2 separate regions of the Mus musculus genome follow, and region 2 is linked to region 1. The links are chromatin loops, found by intact Hi-C in ENCODE. Cell type or tissue: left cerebral cortex. All regions are shown on one strand.

Region 1 (8,000 bases):
TAGCTTCAACCATGTTACCCCAAATTAATTTCAACCAGCCCAAAGAACTGTCATAATGGTGGGACTCCTTCGGCTAGACAAATCCCACCTGGCACTCCACCCTTCCTGGGAGGGTTCTCCAAGATCTCTCTAGCTGAAGCCTGCACATTAACTAGGGATAGGAAGACGTCAATGTTTCGTAAAAGTTAAAAAAAAAAAATGCAGACATCTTTAATGAAGAAAGCTCGGGTTATCAGCTCGCTAACACAGACTGTATAGGTAAAGGTTAGAGAGAATGAGGTTGAACATATCTCTAACATTTAGTAAAACGACTTCTGGAAGCTTGGGGGTCAATTTCTGAAACATCCTTTACATGATTTTTCCCCCCATAAGTTCCTCCTCGTGATAGGCCTGCCCCATGTGCATAAAGGACTTAAAGGCTAACAAAGTTAATGATACATTCTGAAAAAAAAAGAAGAAGAAGGAGAAGGAGAAGGAGAAGGAGAAGGAGAAGGAGAAGGAGAAGGAGAAGGAGAAGGAGAAGGAGAAGGAGAAGGAGAAGAAGAAGAAGAAGAAGAAGAAGAAGAAGAAGAAGAAGAAGAAGAAGAAGAAGAAGAAGAAGAAGAAGAAGAAGACGAATTCTTGATGCTGGAGTATATTCCTCAGCGACTTTCTGCTCCAGGGAGCTTAAAAACACCACATTTATTTAAAAGATGGAACACTCTTCCCAAGTTTATAATCTGTAGCAATTACTGTAATTAATAATCATTGACATCTACCGAGGCAGAGCCTGCTCACGAGTGTGTGCACATGTCTCCAGACAAAGTAGGTCCTCGGTACACTGGATGCAATGAAATCAGATCGAATTCTTGTCAGAGAATTCTTGACATCCACACAGTTTGCAGATCAGGCTAAGATATTTTGATGTGTTCCGTAAGTCCTCTAAGTGGCTAGAACTGAGGAGGAGGAGGTGGTGGTAGAGGCGAGGGAGTGGTTGAGAATGCCATGTCTGGAGACCACGAGAAAGCAATGACTCCAACCTGGGTTTTCCCAGTGATGGGGATGGAGAAATCACAAGGGCCACTATATGACTCCTTAGCAACTGCAGTATGCTGTGGTCTTACCCAGCAGATGGAGTGATGAGGGTGAAGAAGAGGGGGGAGTGAGTTCCCCTGCAGGGCATGGCAAAGGGTGCTATGTTGCAGCTGGCTTCACCTGAAGTTCCCACAAACGTCTCCAGAGACATGGGGTGAGTGGGGGTTGGGGGCCGGGAAGATTAGAGGCACTCTGGCAGCCCCAGTCCCCAGGGCCTCCAAGGTGGTCCATCTGTCTTCACGGATGGATGAGTATTCCTTTTGCCGCCCTCAGGATCCTTGTGATGTCCCCTCACAAGCCCATGGGTTCCCAGTCTGCCAGATCAGAGGCTCAGCCAGGAGGGAGTTCAGCGTTTAGGGATGGAGGAACGTCATTTTCAAGGGAGGCTGAGAGCGGCTTCCGTGTTTTGTTCCTGGCATTTATTTTTTTCAAGTAAACAAGGGCTGCATATTCTCTGCTAGATAGATCTGTTTTTGCCACATGGTTTTCAGTGTTCCTAATGAACTGTTAACAAGCTGTCAATTAAGCACACAAATTAGGAGAGATGGCACCAGAAGGGTGCTATATCAGAGCTTGCCTAAGCTACAGACTGCAGGCCCTGAAGCCCTACAGCCTTGAATTTGACCTAATGGCACCTCTGACCCATATGGGTGAAAAGGTTGTGATCAGGTTAGGCTAAGTCTTGAAGGGAGCATGTAGTGTATAAAATATAATGAAAATCAATAACAAACTTTGTGTAGAAAATCCTCTAGTAAATCGCACAGTTATTTTTCTGCGGAACTTTGTAAATCTGTTTAGCTTAAGTGGGTGCCGTGACGCCTTGACGTGCTGAGATTCCAATTGTCTTTTCTTTTCCAGCCAATTGGTTCCGTAGGCTTTCTGCCGTTTACTGGTCCTTCTGTGAGCTTATGGGGGGGTGGATTGGGGGGGGGGCGAGCATGGAGAACGCCACACAAAGGGAGAAAACTGCACAAATGAATAACTAACAAACTTCAGATGTAATTATTCCCACTCTCTGGCTGCCACTCCTCCCCCAGAGAGTCACCAGAAAGCACAGCTTGTTAGAGGAGCCCTAAATCTCCTGGGCCATTTGACTGTCAGAGAAGTGTCTAGAGAGGAACGTCTAAAGCCCTATCAGCGGTACAGAGAAAAAAGCGAGGCACATTCCCCGTGGCAGTGGGAAGTGAGGGGACACAAAGGGACATGAAAGGTTTTCTATAGACTGGGAGAAAGGAAACACACATCAGAAGTGCTTCCGGAGAGAACTGCTGGGGAAATTCCTCTTACAGAAGCAGGGCAGCACAAAGGCCAGTTACTGGTTAACTTTAAGAAAGAGAGGATGATCTGGGGGCGGGGGTGTCATGTTAACCCAGTGAATGAGATGGCTCTGTCCATGGGTTTGTGGTCAAAGGAGCCCGTGGGAGTCAGTCTAGAGAGAAAGCTGGGAGGCTGACCCTAAGCACAGGTGGTAACAATTGTTCAGGATCCCCACGCCCACAGTCAGCCATTCCCCAGTGGCCCTTGCCTGGTTGGGTTCTGAGATTTGCAGAGCAATGCCTGGCTGGTTTGCTAAGGTTTTGTGACTCAGTTTCTTCAAGATCTGGTATTTCCAATCCCCAGATGAAAACTGTCCAGGGCAGGTAGGTTCCTGAGTGCCTGCTGAGGAAGGATCTAGAGAGGGGGGGTTCTGATCCCCAAGTCTCTCTCTCAGCCCCCCCAGGCAGGTCCCTGGAGGCTAGGTCCTAGAGGTCAGGATGGCCACCTTCCCCTCCTGCGGCGATACTGCCTTCTGCCTTCTGCCTCTTACTCTCCCGTTCCTCCCTCTGCTCCATCATGCCTTGAAGACTCTTCTGGGTCACCCAGAGTGTGGGTACATGCCAGACCCCTTTACAGCTTTGGGTTGGGGACTTTTCCCTCACACAGACCTTGGCCTTGAGTCTAGCCTCTGAAGAGCAGAGCCCAAGGCTCAATAGTGGCTTTCACTGGGTGGTTGACCTCACCGACACAAACAGGACAAAACCCCATTAGAGTTCAGATGGAAGCCTTCCAAGCCAGACAGCAACCAACTGGAGGCTTTGCAGTTCTCTTTCCTGGCTGCTTTGTCTTGGTCATGGGCCGTCTTTTTTTCCAACTGGAATGTTTTGAAACTCAGAACCTCTCTTGTAGTTGAGATGGGTGATGGCAGGGACCTTCAGTGCTTGTGTATGTGATTGGCTTCCTCTGATGTTGGGCATGGTGCTAACTTCAAACATGGAGTCTTATAACTTGGTGTCCTCCAAGCTCTGCTTGTATTGAGTTTATTTAATTGTTCTGTCACCTTGCCCTCCCATTGTCTGACACTCATGACTGCTGATCCCTTAAAGGACACCCCCCCCCCACACACACACACACACAGGGAAAGAGAAAGAGACACAAACTTAAGACTGGATAAAAGTATGATTGTTTTTAAACAAACCTAAGAAAAGCAAGTCAAAGATTCATTAACCAGAATTCTTTGAAGCCTCTAATAATCCTTATTAACAGTCTTATATCTAAAAATAACCACGGGCAACCATCTAATCTGCTGGACAGAGGAGGGGCTGGTGGTTTGGAGAGCTCGCCTGGGTCCTATGCACAGTGGCTGTTTTTGTTCCCACTGTCATCTCAGCCATCAGTTTCGGCTCTGCATGAAACACTGCCTCTCTGCTATGGAAAAGCTAACTCCACTGGCTAGACCTCAGCCCCAGAGAGGCTCAGTGACAGCTTCCATGTGTCTTTCTGGACAGAAGAGCTAAATGTCATTTTACATGTTTTCTCTGTGCTAGACCTGACCAGCCGTTATCTTGGGAGCATAGGGCTTCTAGCTGCTCACCACAACAAAAAGTTCACTGACAAATTATCCTCACATAGGAAGCAGTGATAGCTCTCCTGTGAGTCAGTAGGCCTAATTTCTGCCTTATCCTGCTGATAGTTAAAAAACAAAACCAAAAACGTGTGTGTGTGTGTGTGTGTGTGTGTGTGTGTGTGTGTGTGTGTTTAACAGGTGCTCTTGGAGGCCAGAAGATAGCATCAAACAGCCTGGAACTGTGAGTCACTTGGTGACCTGGTGTGGGTACTGGGAACTGAACCTGGGCCCACTGCAAGAACAGCAAGTGCTCTTAACCCTGAAGCCATCTCTCCAACCCTTTCCTGTTAATTTACAGTCACAAGGGCATCCGAGGAGGTAGACCATGTGACAGGGAAGAGGAGGAACTGGGCAAACTGGGACAGGGCTATGCACTGGGTGGGGGCGGGGATGGTAACAAAATATTTTGTTTACAAATGCCTTTGAGGGGCTATCCTCCTCCAATTCCTCAGACTACAGCGCCAGTGTGGCCATTTGTGGCTTTCTTCTGCCCTCTAGTGGGAAAAGATGGTCAGTGTTTTTCCTTGAGTGACAGCCAGACTCTCATATGCACTTGTCGGCCTTCTTATTACATCATGAATTTTGATAAGCCCATTAGCCAGCCAGGCAGCCAGGAGGAGGATGTCTTTCTCACTTGATGACTACACAATGAGGAGTAATATATTTTAATTTAAACACCATAAACCTATTGAGTGCTTAATTAACTTTAACCGTCTTTAGGGGAATGAAGCCAATTTGAGGGGGTCAAAAGGAGTTGTTTCAATATCAAACAGTTTTACATAGTCAATCCATTCATTCGGCCTACAGCTACTGATTAACACACAAAATTAACATGTTAGTAAAAATTCATATTCAGGCCTCTGGGGAAATTAAGATTCGCATGCACAGAGCGTGATTAGCACAGCTATTGTTTCCTCCCAACAATATAATTTAATGGGTTTTTAGAATTACAGAAAGAGAGACTCGGTGCTGGTTTGAATTGATTATTTACCACAAAGCTTTGAAATATAGAAACGATAGAAAACATCTCAAGCCAAAAGGGCCAGAGAACAGAGGCAGAGGAACTCGGAGAGAACGCTGCTTTCTGAGCAAGCTGGCCAGGGTGGACTGACAGAAAGGCAGGCTAGGTGCCGCAGCCAGAAGCCGGACCGAAGGGACCGGAGAGAGGCTTTGGGGCTGCGTGGGAAAGCATGGGAAAGTACGTTTTCTGCTTTTCAGGCAAGATGGGATTGCTTCATTTAAGATTCAATCACAGGACACATCCAGCCAATTCCCTAAAAGTACGTATCTCAGGCAGCTCATGCTATTCAAACATGTCAGAGTCAAATATACGGAGAAAGAAAAAACAGGAAAAGGGTAAGGTAATTACCATATTCACAAAACGAATCTAATTCTGAGCTTCCTAGCACACAAAGGGAAAATGCTAAGTGCCCTTTAATATATATTTATCTTTATCTCATTGTCTTAAATAACGTGCTTAACCGGATAGACATGTTTCCTTCCTTGTGCTAAACTGTGAGAGCAACTGATATACAGTCATTTAGAGAAAGGCCACCGAGTAGGAGGACTGTCACCACATCTAATGACAGTCTAGTGAAAGGTACAGAGGTCTTCAGAAAGGGCTTCTTACGTCAGAGCTCCATGAAAGGTGGGAAGCTTTAAGATCTGGTGAAGCCAGCTCCGTAGGGATCTGTGCCAGCGTGGGCCAGACAGATGCTCTGACGATCTTCCTGGAAGCTGGGTGGGTACAGAATCCTTAGGACTCAGTCCAGCAGGAAGCAAGTCGGGGTTTCCACCCCTGTAATGACGAGGTTTCTAAAGCAGCAGCCATATCTCACTGAGTACCTTCAGTCTCTGTATCTCTCCATTACACTCTGCCTGGTTGGTTCTGATGTGAATACGGTTCCCTCACACCATTTCACTGAAGGGCTAGTACTATTGTGTCACGCGCTTGGGGGGGGGGGGTCACATGCTGACCATATCTCTCCTCCCTCATCTCATTACTTCCTGATTTTTTTTTTTTTAACCACATGATACAAGTCTGCAGACCCCACTGCCACAACAGATCAAAGCTCTAGGGGATGAAGCAGTTAGAAACCCACTGGACACAACATGGCTGCTCCAGGGACCTGATCTGTCCACCCAGAGACCCTGCCTTCTAAACTGTTGGGGATACCAGCATATTAGCCACGTCTTCAAGGTATCTACATTCCTAGGACTCTATTTATTTACACCCAAGTAAATAATTACAGAAGTGTTTAGAGACTCAACTCTGTAGACATTCACCTCAGCATTAACTCCTGACACGCCAGAAACACTCAACAGTAGATTGAGTAAGTCTGGCTTGTGTTAACTAGTTGTGAGTAACCAGCAGCCTAAAGCAGACCTACATATATCAATACAGAAAATGTTCATTTTATAAGGTTTAGTTAAAAGAGCACAGAATAAAGCAGTATCGCCCCTAATCCCATTGTCTTTAGGAATGAGTGTATGCAGGCAAGCGCACAAGAAGTCCAGAAGCCAGCAGCAGATGCTTAGCGTCATCATTGACGGAACCGCAGTGCATTTTTAAGCTATGATACTGCCCTATTGGTCTGAATAGCCTAGAACTTCTAGCAGTCGAATGGTTCTGCTTTGAGAAAAGGAGAGAGGCAGTGAGCTCTTGCTGTTTGTCCTGTCCCAGAGCTAGGGACAATTCCCGCCCTCGGGTGTTAGCGAGTGGCTCCCTCATGTTTGCTCTCTGATGCTCCACATTTTCACTCTTCTTCTCTCCACATCCTAGTCTGCAGTCTGACCCTGACCCTCCTCATCATCACCCTGAATGTCTGAAAGTCCCATGGAGTGGGGTTTTTCCTCCTGGGAATCCAGCAAGAAAGTGGTACTCAGGTTAGAGGACTCTGGGATCACAGCCTTACACAGTTCCTCTGCTTTTCTGGGACAGAGGTGTGGTAGTCGAATCACAGAACGGTGTGGGAGAAAGACTGAGGTCTGTCCAGCATAGCAACCCAACCTGCCTGCCTCTAGACTTTTTATATGAGAAACATCACATTCATGCTTCAGCCCTGTTATTTCGAATTGTCTGCTCTGTGTGGTCATTTCTATTCCCCCAGTGGCAGATACAGTTATATTGGGGAAACACTATTTTCCTAGACCCTTTGGAGAATGCTGTGTCCGTCTCAGGACTGTGTTCGACTGGTGTGGGGTGAGGCAGGATTGGCTTGTTTGTTGGTTGGTTTGGGCTCAGGTTTACGTTTGCCTTCTCTTGGCTCAACACCCTTAGAATCCATTTCTGGTCTTCCCATACTACCTAGTGCTAACCTCTTTTTATAACAATAGCCATGTTGTCTCAGTATGAAACACCCCTCCCTGACAGTTTCACGGCGTGAATGCCTGGCTGATGGAGCTTTGGGTGGAGGGGTGGAGCCTGAAGCAGGTGAGGCCCCGGTGATGGAAGTCGATACCTAGGTATGGACCTTTGCAGGTGACACCTGGTCCCTGGTTCCTGCCATGCTCTGCTGTGAGCAGCTTCTACCATATGTATCTGCCACCAGGAGATGTACTGTACATTCCACCACACCTTCCCTGCCACGATGGACCAAAACTGTCTGAAACCCTGAGCCCGAATAAATATCTCTCCCCTTAAGCTGTTTCTGTCAGATAGCATCATCAAGATGATGCTGCAGAAAATGAAAGAGCAGTTGCTGCTTATTAGTCTGTTCAGGGCACCAGACACATAGCTAATCAGTGCTTTGTGTAGGCTGCCTCGCATAGCGCTCATAGCAGACTAAGGTGTAGGAACATGGCCTCTTCATTTAAAGATGAGATGAGAGGGTCTTGGAAAGATGAACCACTTGCCTTTAGCCATTCAGTTAATGGTTAGAAGTTAGAGGCCAAGCCACACTGCTTTGTGGCTAGAACAGTATCTTGCACTGTGCCCTTCCCACTCTGTGATGCCCAACATCTAGAGACACCGAAGGTTAGCTGAGTAGCCCACCGGCTGGTCGAGTACAGTTCATTCCTACTCAACTACCCTGGCTGGGAT
Region 2 (8,000 bases), 340 kb before region 1:
CAAGGACTAGATACCATCATTGCGGTTAACTCCTACAGTCTCCTTCCTGTCTCTAGGCCAGTTCCTGAATCTATATCATGTCGCGAACAGATACCTCACCTAGAACAAAATGTCCATCATATATATATATATATATATATATATATATATATATATATATGACTCAAGCTGCAAAGGATAGCAGGTGTATGTGGAGGGTGTGTGTATGGAGGGTGTGTGTGTGTGTGTGTGTGTGTGTGTGTGTGTGTGTGTGGAGGGTGTGTGTGTGTGTGTGTGTGGAGAATTCTGTTTGCGACAGAAAACTTCCTAAGCTCTTCTCGAACCACATTTTTTACACAGCCTCATGTCTCCAAGCCGGCTCGGACCTCCGTAATACCATTTTAGAAAATTGTCTAGCTGATCCCCCAAAAGCTAGCTGATTAGTTTCCCAAGCAAGTGGGAAGGTGATAGCACTTCAGGTTCCGGTTTTGCTCGGTTCCCACCCTCCTCTCCTCTAAGAAGCTATCTAATTACCTAAGTAGTCGTTAACACTCAGTGCAGAAAGCACCCTGGGAAGCAGGGCACACCCTGCACCCGGAAGCAGACCTATTCTTAAAGAAGCTAGACCCCTCTGCCTCAGCCCAAACCCCTAGCCTAGGCTAGGTCTTTGTATTGCCTTGGAGGGGGTCATAGTCCTGCATCAGGAATGAAGGAGTATTCAGAAATCTCCAAGGCCACAAGGTCTGAGTCTCCAAGGTCCATTGGACCTCTGTCCTCCTCACTCCCTGACCCAAACCCAAGCCAGAACTCTCACACTATGCTATTGTTTCAATTATTTAAATTTCAAAACCTACTCCCGCATTCCAGAGCTGAAGTGTTCAGAGAAGCTTGGGTTCTCTCTTCCAGATGCCCTTCCTGGAAATTAGCAATTAGGGCGACAAAGTTTACCCTCCAGGGCCAAATGATTACAACTCATCAATTGCCTTCAAACATATGCAAAGATCCCCAGCAGCCCTGCTCCCGGTTAGCGGCAACCTCCTCCCCGTCAGCGGCAACAACTAACTATTCGTGCTCTTGGGTAAACCTGCTAGGCTTTCAAGGATTTTAGCTTGTCAGTTGTTTTTCTGATCCTATCTCCTCAGCCCTTCCCAAGTTCGAGTTTAACATCCAAAATGGCGAGAGAGAGAGAGAGAGAGAGAGAGAGAGAGAGAGAGAGCATTCACTTTGTTTTTAAACTTTTCAGAAAGCTCATTAATGAAAGGCCAGGTTTTTTAGCACTCGAAAAAGAAAGCATTTCCACTTGAAATTCAACTCCATTTCCCTCAATTACACTTGCTAAAATTCGAGGCTATTATGGCTCAGGGAGACTGAGGAGATCTGCCCCGGGAAAGAGGCAACAACTTTCTGAACTTTGAAAAGCCACTTTTCCTCCTGGGGTCTTAGAATCCAAAAGCTCTCGAATTACTCAGACTAATTAGCAGGGAGAGGACGCGATCCGAGGAGAGGGAAAGCCAGTGCTTTCTTGTAGTTTTTTTTTTCCCCCTTTAGGCCACACAAAGAAAAATATCAGTACACTCGAAAAGGGGGAGCAAACCGCCTTTCCAGCTCGAAACTTGTTGAAATGGCAACACGGGGTACAGCTTGGTCAATGGAGACACGGGAAAATACCCACCAAGAGCTGGAGGTGGGAGTCCACAGGACAGGGAACACACCAACTTTCGCAAGATAGAGTTGTGGGAAGCCGGGAGAGCTAGGGCGTTTGTTTCCAAATCTGAGCTCAGCGCTCGGCTGAGGCTGGAGGCGAGGGCCCTGGGGGGTGGATGGAAGCTGGCAGTCCTTGCGATCGGCTCGGAGCTCCCTCGCAGAGCGCATCCGACCGCCTCGGCCTAGTGGCTTCTTTCACCGCCCGCTCTCGCTCTGGGTCCCTCGTGGCCTCCGGCGCACGGCCGTGGTGCCCATCCAGACGGCTCCGGCTGGCGGAGGGCGCGATGACCCTTTGGTGCTCGAGTGCTGCGGGCAGTTCTGTGCCGGGAGAATCTTGCACAAAGCCGGAGCGCGGGCTGGCGGGAGGCGGCGCGGAGAGTCGGCTGGTTGGGCGCTCTTTGCGCGCTGGCTCGGCCCGGGCTGGACAAAAGCATCGCCGGCGGCTGCTCTCCGCGGCCTGGGGCACGGAGGAGCCTCTACGTCCCTTTGCGCTGACCGCGAGCTTTTGGAGGCGCTGAAGCTGAGAGCTGCGGTTTGCGGGGGCGCCCTGCAGCCTAGCTGCTCTCCGAGAGCTCCAGCCGCACTTGCGCTGGTGCAGAGCCAGCCGCCTGCCTGAAGATCCGCGCTGTTGTGGCTCGCGCGGACCGTCGCCCTCCGACGCGGGCTTTCGCTGGAAGTAGAAAGTTTGGGCTCCTGCGTGGAAACTTCTCAGGCCCAACTCTCCCGGCGTAGCAGTGGGGGAGGGGACCGGCGAGAGGGGAGGAAAGAAGAGAGGGAGAGACCTGCCAGGATATTGAAATATAAAGAAATTGAGAAGAAAGAAGCGGGACTCACCTTTAAGAGGCATCCTCTCTTTCGTCGTTGTCAAGGCTCCTGTCAAGAGTTTTGAGGGCTTTTTTTTTTTTTTTTTTTTTTTTTTTGGTTTTTGTTGTTTGGGTCCCCCCCCCCTGTTGTTGCTTAAAGACCACAACGGTTTGAAATGACGGTATTTTAAAGGAGTTGCTCGTGAGAGTTTTCTCCACGGACGCTGCTGGGTTGGTGTGTGAGAGCAATTCTCAGATCCCTGGGAAGAAGACAGAGATTGACAATAAAATGGGCTGTCAGCGGCTGGAGAGTGAGAGATAAAGAGTGTGGGGAAGTGGCTGCAGCCAGCACACCTATGCTGATTGGTGATGGCTCAAGTGTGTTAATGTGTGTGTGCCGGCGCCCGGCCTCGCCTCCACCGCTCCTCACTGGCCCATTAGCGAAGCCTGACCTCTGTCATCATCCTCCAGCAAAACACTTCCTCCTGCGCCTGAACCAGAGCGGGAAATGAGGCCGAGCCACGGTTCGCTTTTCAAACCCACTAATCACTCCGCAACATGCAAATGCACCGCTCGCTCCCACACAAAATATTGCTTTATGCAAAGCAGCGCCGGGGCCTCGCGCCAGCCGATTGGATGCTCCCTCTCCCTGCCTGGTGCAATTGGTCGGTTTGTTTGAATATGAATACACTTGTTTTCGGCTCTGCCGGTGGGTCCCGGCTTCTCTCTCCGGCGCTGGGCCCCCCGCTCCTAGGCTCTGGCGCTCGCCGAGGTCTCCCGCTCCATGCGCTTCGGCGGCCAGCGCTGCGGCCGCGAACTTGATCAGTCTAATGGAGGCCTCTGAGCTGGAAGCATGCTGCCCCCGTAACCCCAAGCTGGGCCAGGGGTTCTCAGTCCGTGGAGGTAGCAAGTTTCACCATCTCTACGAGGTCCTTTCTTGTACAGTGGCCTGCCGCTCCGCCCCATTTCACCCTAACTTCCCACCCCTTGTCCACCTCGGCCTTGGCCCCAGGACACAAAGTACAGCGGTGGCGGCTCTCTAGCCCACCTGACTTTTAGGAACAAGAGAAAAGAGGCGGGAGTGTCCCTGGATCCCAGCAGCCCCCACTCCGGCGATGGTGGCACAACTATGCCTAGGCCCGAAGAGGGCCTCCAGGCCGAGAACTCAGCGAGGCCCGGCGGTCACCCCAGCTCAGGCCTCCCGAGCCTGCCCATTTTCCCCCCACCCCACTCCCGCACCGCTGGCATTTTCTTCTCTTTCTGCTTTCCGAAGCCGCCGTGCTCAGCGGAGCGGACGCACTGCCCCAGCCTGGAGAGGCTCGAGTAAACACGCCACTTACTTTGTGTACAGAGGATTCTTGTGAAAAGCTCTGAAGAGTCCTCACCAAACACTCTCCAACTTCTCCCACGTGCCATTTGTTGACTAAGTGCGGCTGCTTTTCCAAGCCATCGAAAGGAGGGGAAGACAAGAGGGGAGGGGAAGTAGTGGAAGCCTGAGGGTGGGGGTGGGGTTTGACCAATGCTGGGAGAGATTCTGCAAGTGTGTGTCCTCGCCGGCTTTCTTGGTGTGTCAACGTGTGTCGTTGTGAGGAACCGGTTATCTGTGTGTGGTGCTTATGTATCCCCGCCAAGACTCCCTTCTCTTGGGTCAGCTCAGTCCACGGAGGCAATTCCCCTTCAACTGTTGCCAGAAAAACGGCGAGGACAGTAAGTAAATGGCTTTTCCCTCCTGACCACACACCAGAAGTCCATTTGTTGAATGCCGGACATTAGGATACACCTCAGTACACTCCAAAGACGTCCCTTGGAGTCTGCAGTTTAGGTGACAGGGGAGCAGGCAGCCGCCTTGTCCTGAGCTGTCCGGAGCTATCTCGCAGCCTGCGGGCCTTGGAGCCGAGAAGTAGAAGGCCTGAGATCCGGAACACACTCAGAACCCAGCAAAGGGAAGTGGGGTTGGCAAAGATCAGGCAAGGAGGCCGAAAGCCACCATCGAAGCCTTTGATTTTTTTTTTTTTTTTTTTTGACTTAGGGAAAGAACCGAAAGTCAGCGTCCAGCAGTAGTCTGCTCACTCAGTTGATCTCTGGCAGGCTGCGCTGATGAATCCCCATGGGAGTTGGAGCCAGATGGACGCTGCAGGCTGCCTCTGAGCCTGATTTGGACATCCTAGTCTAGCCCTTGCCTGGGGCCCAGCAATAAGGACCCAAGGAGCCTTAGCAGAGTTCCGGGGACAGAAGAGGCCTTCCGTAACCCGAGCCAGAGGTGGGTTAGCACAAACTGCTCATCTCCTCAGCTTGGGAAAGGTGGCTGACTAGCTGGGCTCACTCTGGAGGACCTAAGGCACTGGATCGGAGCTAGAAGGAAACACTGGCCAGAGGCTAAGAAGGTGGTGCCACTGCTGCAGTTGGCGGCCTCCAGTGAAAGATTTCGTAGGACCGGGACTTTCAGAGGTTCCCAGGAAGTCCTGCCTGAAGTCCAAGTTCCAGATCAGAGAAGTCAGCATTCTCCTTTTCTCCCCTTTTACATCTCAAGCAAGCATTAAAGAAGCAAGATGAGGGGGGGGGGTGCCCAGCGACTGTCCCAATTGGAGGCGGCGAATATCATTTTTACAACCTCTCAATTAGCAACCCAGTGGATTAGCACCCTCTTAAGCTTTGCCTAAGAAAGAGGCAGCCATAATCTTGTTGCTATTTCCCCCCAGGGCACTGGCTCTTTCAATCAGCCCCTTCTCCCACCCACAACCCCCATCTCACCTCAGAGAAAAGTTTTAACAAAAAAATCAGAAGAAGCTAGGAGCCTGGCATGAATGCCGCTGACGTCATTGGGTGGGGATGGGGGCTTCGGGTGGGACTGTTGGAAACTGCACAAACAAGAAACAGAAAGGACTTGGCTGCTCTAGTGTGTCAATATTTGGGGAGGGGAGCTGAGGAACAGAAAGAGGCAAAGTTTCTAAAGTTTAAGGAAAGGGATGAGAGCCAGGATCTCTCTCTCTCTCTCTCTCTCTCTCTCTCTCTCTCTCTCTCTCTCCTCTCTCTCTCTCCCTCCCTCCCTTCCTACTCTCTCTCTCTCTCTCTCTCTCTCTCTCTCTCTCTCTCTCTCTCTCTCTGCCTGTCCTTGGTGAATCATCTTTTCTGCCAAGCACCTGCTGTCGGGAAGAGACCTGGAAGGAGGGAGGCTAAAACCAAGGTGCAAGGCACTAGTAAAACGGAGACAACGCTCGGGTCGCCATTTTAACTGAGGCTTTCAACCCGTCGGAGGCCCATTTCGCTTGTCCTCCAGTGTTAGTGTTAGAATAGAAAGGCTGGCGAAGCTGCATTTTAGGCGCCCCCCCCCCGACCCCCGCTGCCTTTCACTACTACTCTGCTACTCTTTCCTCCGTTCTACCCTCTGACCCGTGCGAGGACGGGTTTTCCTCTGGCCGGGTAACTGAAAGCTCGTGGTGTAGAGTGGCGCTGGGGGCATCGAGGTTTGCCCGACGGTGTTCAGAACCTCTCTAACCATCATGGATGCGAAAGTAGGAGGCCCCTTCAGAATCACTCCCAACAGTCCCTGGTAGCCTGTACCCACCGCATTTAGTCTCTGTCCCGAGAGCGGCCCCTGGCGAGGCAAAGAAGTGCCCAGTTCTCTGGGGAAATGTGCTTTGGCCTCACAGCCTCAGAACAACCAGTACTCCATTCCGTGTTCCCACACCTCCAAACTCCCATTTTGACTGGTCCTAGCTGAGGCGCGGTTGCAGACACACTGAGGAGGGCAAGGATGAATTTCTTTGGAGGAGGAAGGTCTCAGTAAACACCCGAGACACTTTAGAGAGCTCCAAGTGTGTCTCTTTCTGCAGGCCCTGAAGAGTGGATTCCAGGGATCTCTGGGATGGCAAACAAATCAAAAGGTCATAAAAATCAAAGTCTTCCACCCTAGCCACCCAGTTCCTGATGCCTCCCTGGCTTGGGGCTTTCTCTCTCCGCTTACCCCAGCAACCTGCCTGAATCCTGCTCACCGGCTAGCCTAGCCAAAGCCCAGGACAGTACAGAAACAGAAGAGAGCCGAACGACCGCCCAGCGGCGCCTCCAGGCTTTAGCTTGACTGGAAAAAGCCATGGTGCCCTTTCCTTTCCTTTCTTCTTGCCAAATGGTTAGTGTATCTGGGCGCTCGCGGGTCCAATCCTCTTCTCTTCATATTGGTCAGCACCTCTCCCCCTCCATTTCCCTCCCAGCCCACCCCTAAAATGCTTAAATCCCGGCATTGTCCGGATGGGTGTCCCAGCAAAGAGCTTTCTTGTAGGAGGCTAGTTAACTCTCAAGCTTCCTTTCTTCCACATCCTACAGTTGTCTATATGGAAAGTAGATTCAAAGTCTCTAACGCATAGGACACCCTGAAATCCCATCGTTTTGGGATTTTTACAGATAGGGTGTCTAGAAAAGTTCTCTTTCCATTCTCCAACCCCGGGACATTCCTTCAAGTCTCCTTTTCTTCTAACCTCAGTACTAAAGAGGTAAGTGTTCAGCTTCAAATGAAAAGCTTGCTAAGGTCACCGCTCTATAGAATATGTCTGAACAGCTGCCTGGTAGAAGGGCCAGGGACTGACTCCTGCCATTTGTTTTGTTCAGGAGCTAGAAACGTGCAGGCCTGATGCTCAGGATTTTGAGACTGGGAAAGAGAGAGCAAATGTCAGGGCTGGCTCACTCCAGCAGCCTGGAACCGAACTAAGCACATCCTGACAGGCTTTTAAAATGACATTGATTGAGACAAGCTGTTCCCAACCCCAGTAAGAGTTAATCTGCCTGTTAATCAAGGCACTAAGGGGCTCAATGCGAGTTTTATTAGTGACTGGAGAGCAGAGGCAGCAGTAGCAAGGGATCAAAAGCTGAAATCCCAGATACTTTGTCAGTGCACACTCCTCCAAAAAAACAATGTATTTTTCAATTAGAGAACAATTTGGCGCTTTTCATCATTTCCTAACCCAGTCTCACAGATGGTGACTTGAAGCCTCCCCATCAGGGAAAAACTTGTGGGGATTGGGAGTCAGGGACAGAGCAATGAGGGATTAAGCCCTGGTTGTTTCCTCGGAGATCGGGGTCCACCTGGGAGAATATCCGAACTCTGGGATCAAGGCTCTGCAGCCAGATTCCTCCCGAAAAGAAAAGGAATGAAAAAGGGAAGCAAAAGAAAAAATAATACCACAAATACAGGCACTCGTCCTTCTAGGTCTGGCCAAGCATCTCTGCCAGTGCACTAGAAAGTTCTCATGCAAGATTTACTCTCTCTCTCTCTCTCTCTCTCTCTCTCTCTCTCTCTCTCTCTCTCTCCCTTTCCCTCTCTCTCTCCCTTACTTCTCTCTCCCTCTCTCCCTGGAAGCTGGATTCTCTTTGGTTTTCTTTTCCAAGTCTGGGCACTGGCGGAAATTTGAATACTAAGTTCTCCAATAATTCAAATGATACGAAGTCTGAGGGAGGAAAAAGTAGACACACCAATCCGATTTGCCCTCTGATCAAGGAGGGCAGCAGAGTAAGACCACAGCA

The links. Peaks named below come from ENCODE experiments on the same cell type or tissue, not always from the same donor. Only the 100,000 strongest peaks of a DNase experiment are listed, where the experiment ranks them.
Region 2: a loop joins it to region 1, with 2.5 times the contacts of the local background. A loop is called at or near these places in 3 of 42 quality-filtered maps.

Annotation. Positions count from the first base shown.
Region 1 is chr2:105,330,970-105,338,969 of GRCm38, reverse strand. All of the region lies in intron 3 of Them7 (thioesterase superfamily member 7), which reads right to left. Among named protein-coding and RNA genes, the nearest start is that of Rcn1, 64 kb to the left of the region's middle. In left cerebral cortex, a CTCF peak has its summit at 4,449 (motif pointing left); DNase peaks (open chromatin) are centred at 4,466 and 5,127.
Region 2 is chr2:105,670,490-105,678,489 of GRCm38, reverse strand. Pax6 (paired box 6) reads right to left here and starts at 2,746. Exons shown (of 12, transcript NM_001310144.1): 1 at 2,518-2,746. RefSeq lists a cis regulatory region at 3,132-3,266, a promoter at 2,685-3,266 and an enhancer at 5,957-6,157. In left cerebral cortex, no CTCF peak of the experiment used is centred here; DNase peaks (open chromatin) are centred at 1,828, 2,172, 3,067 and 3,747; H3K4me3 peaks cover 2,997 bases; H3K27ac peaks cover 1,724 bases.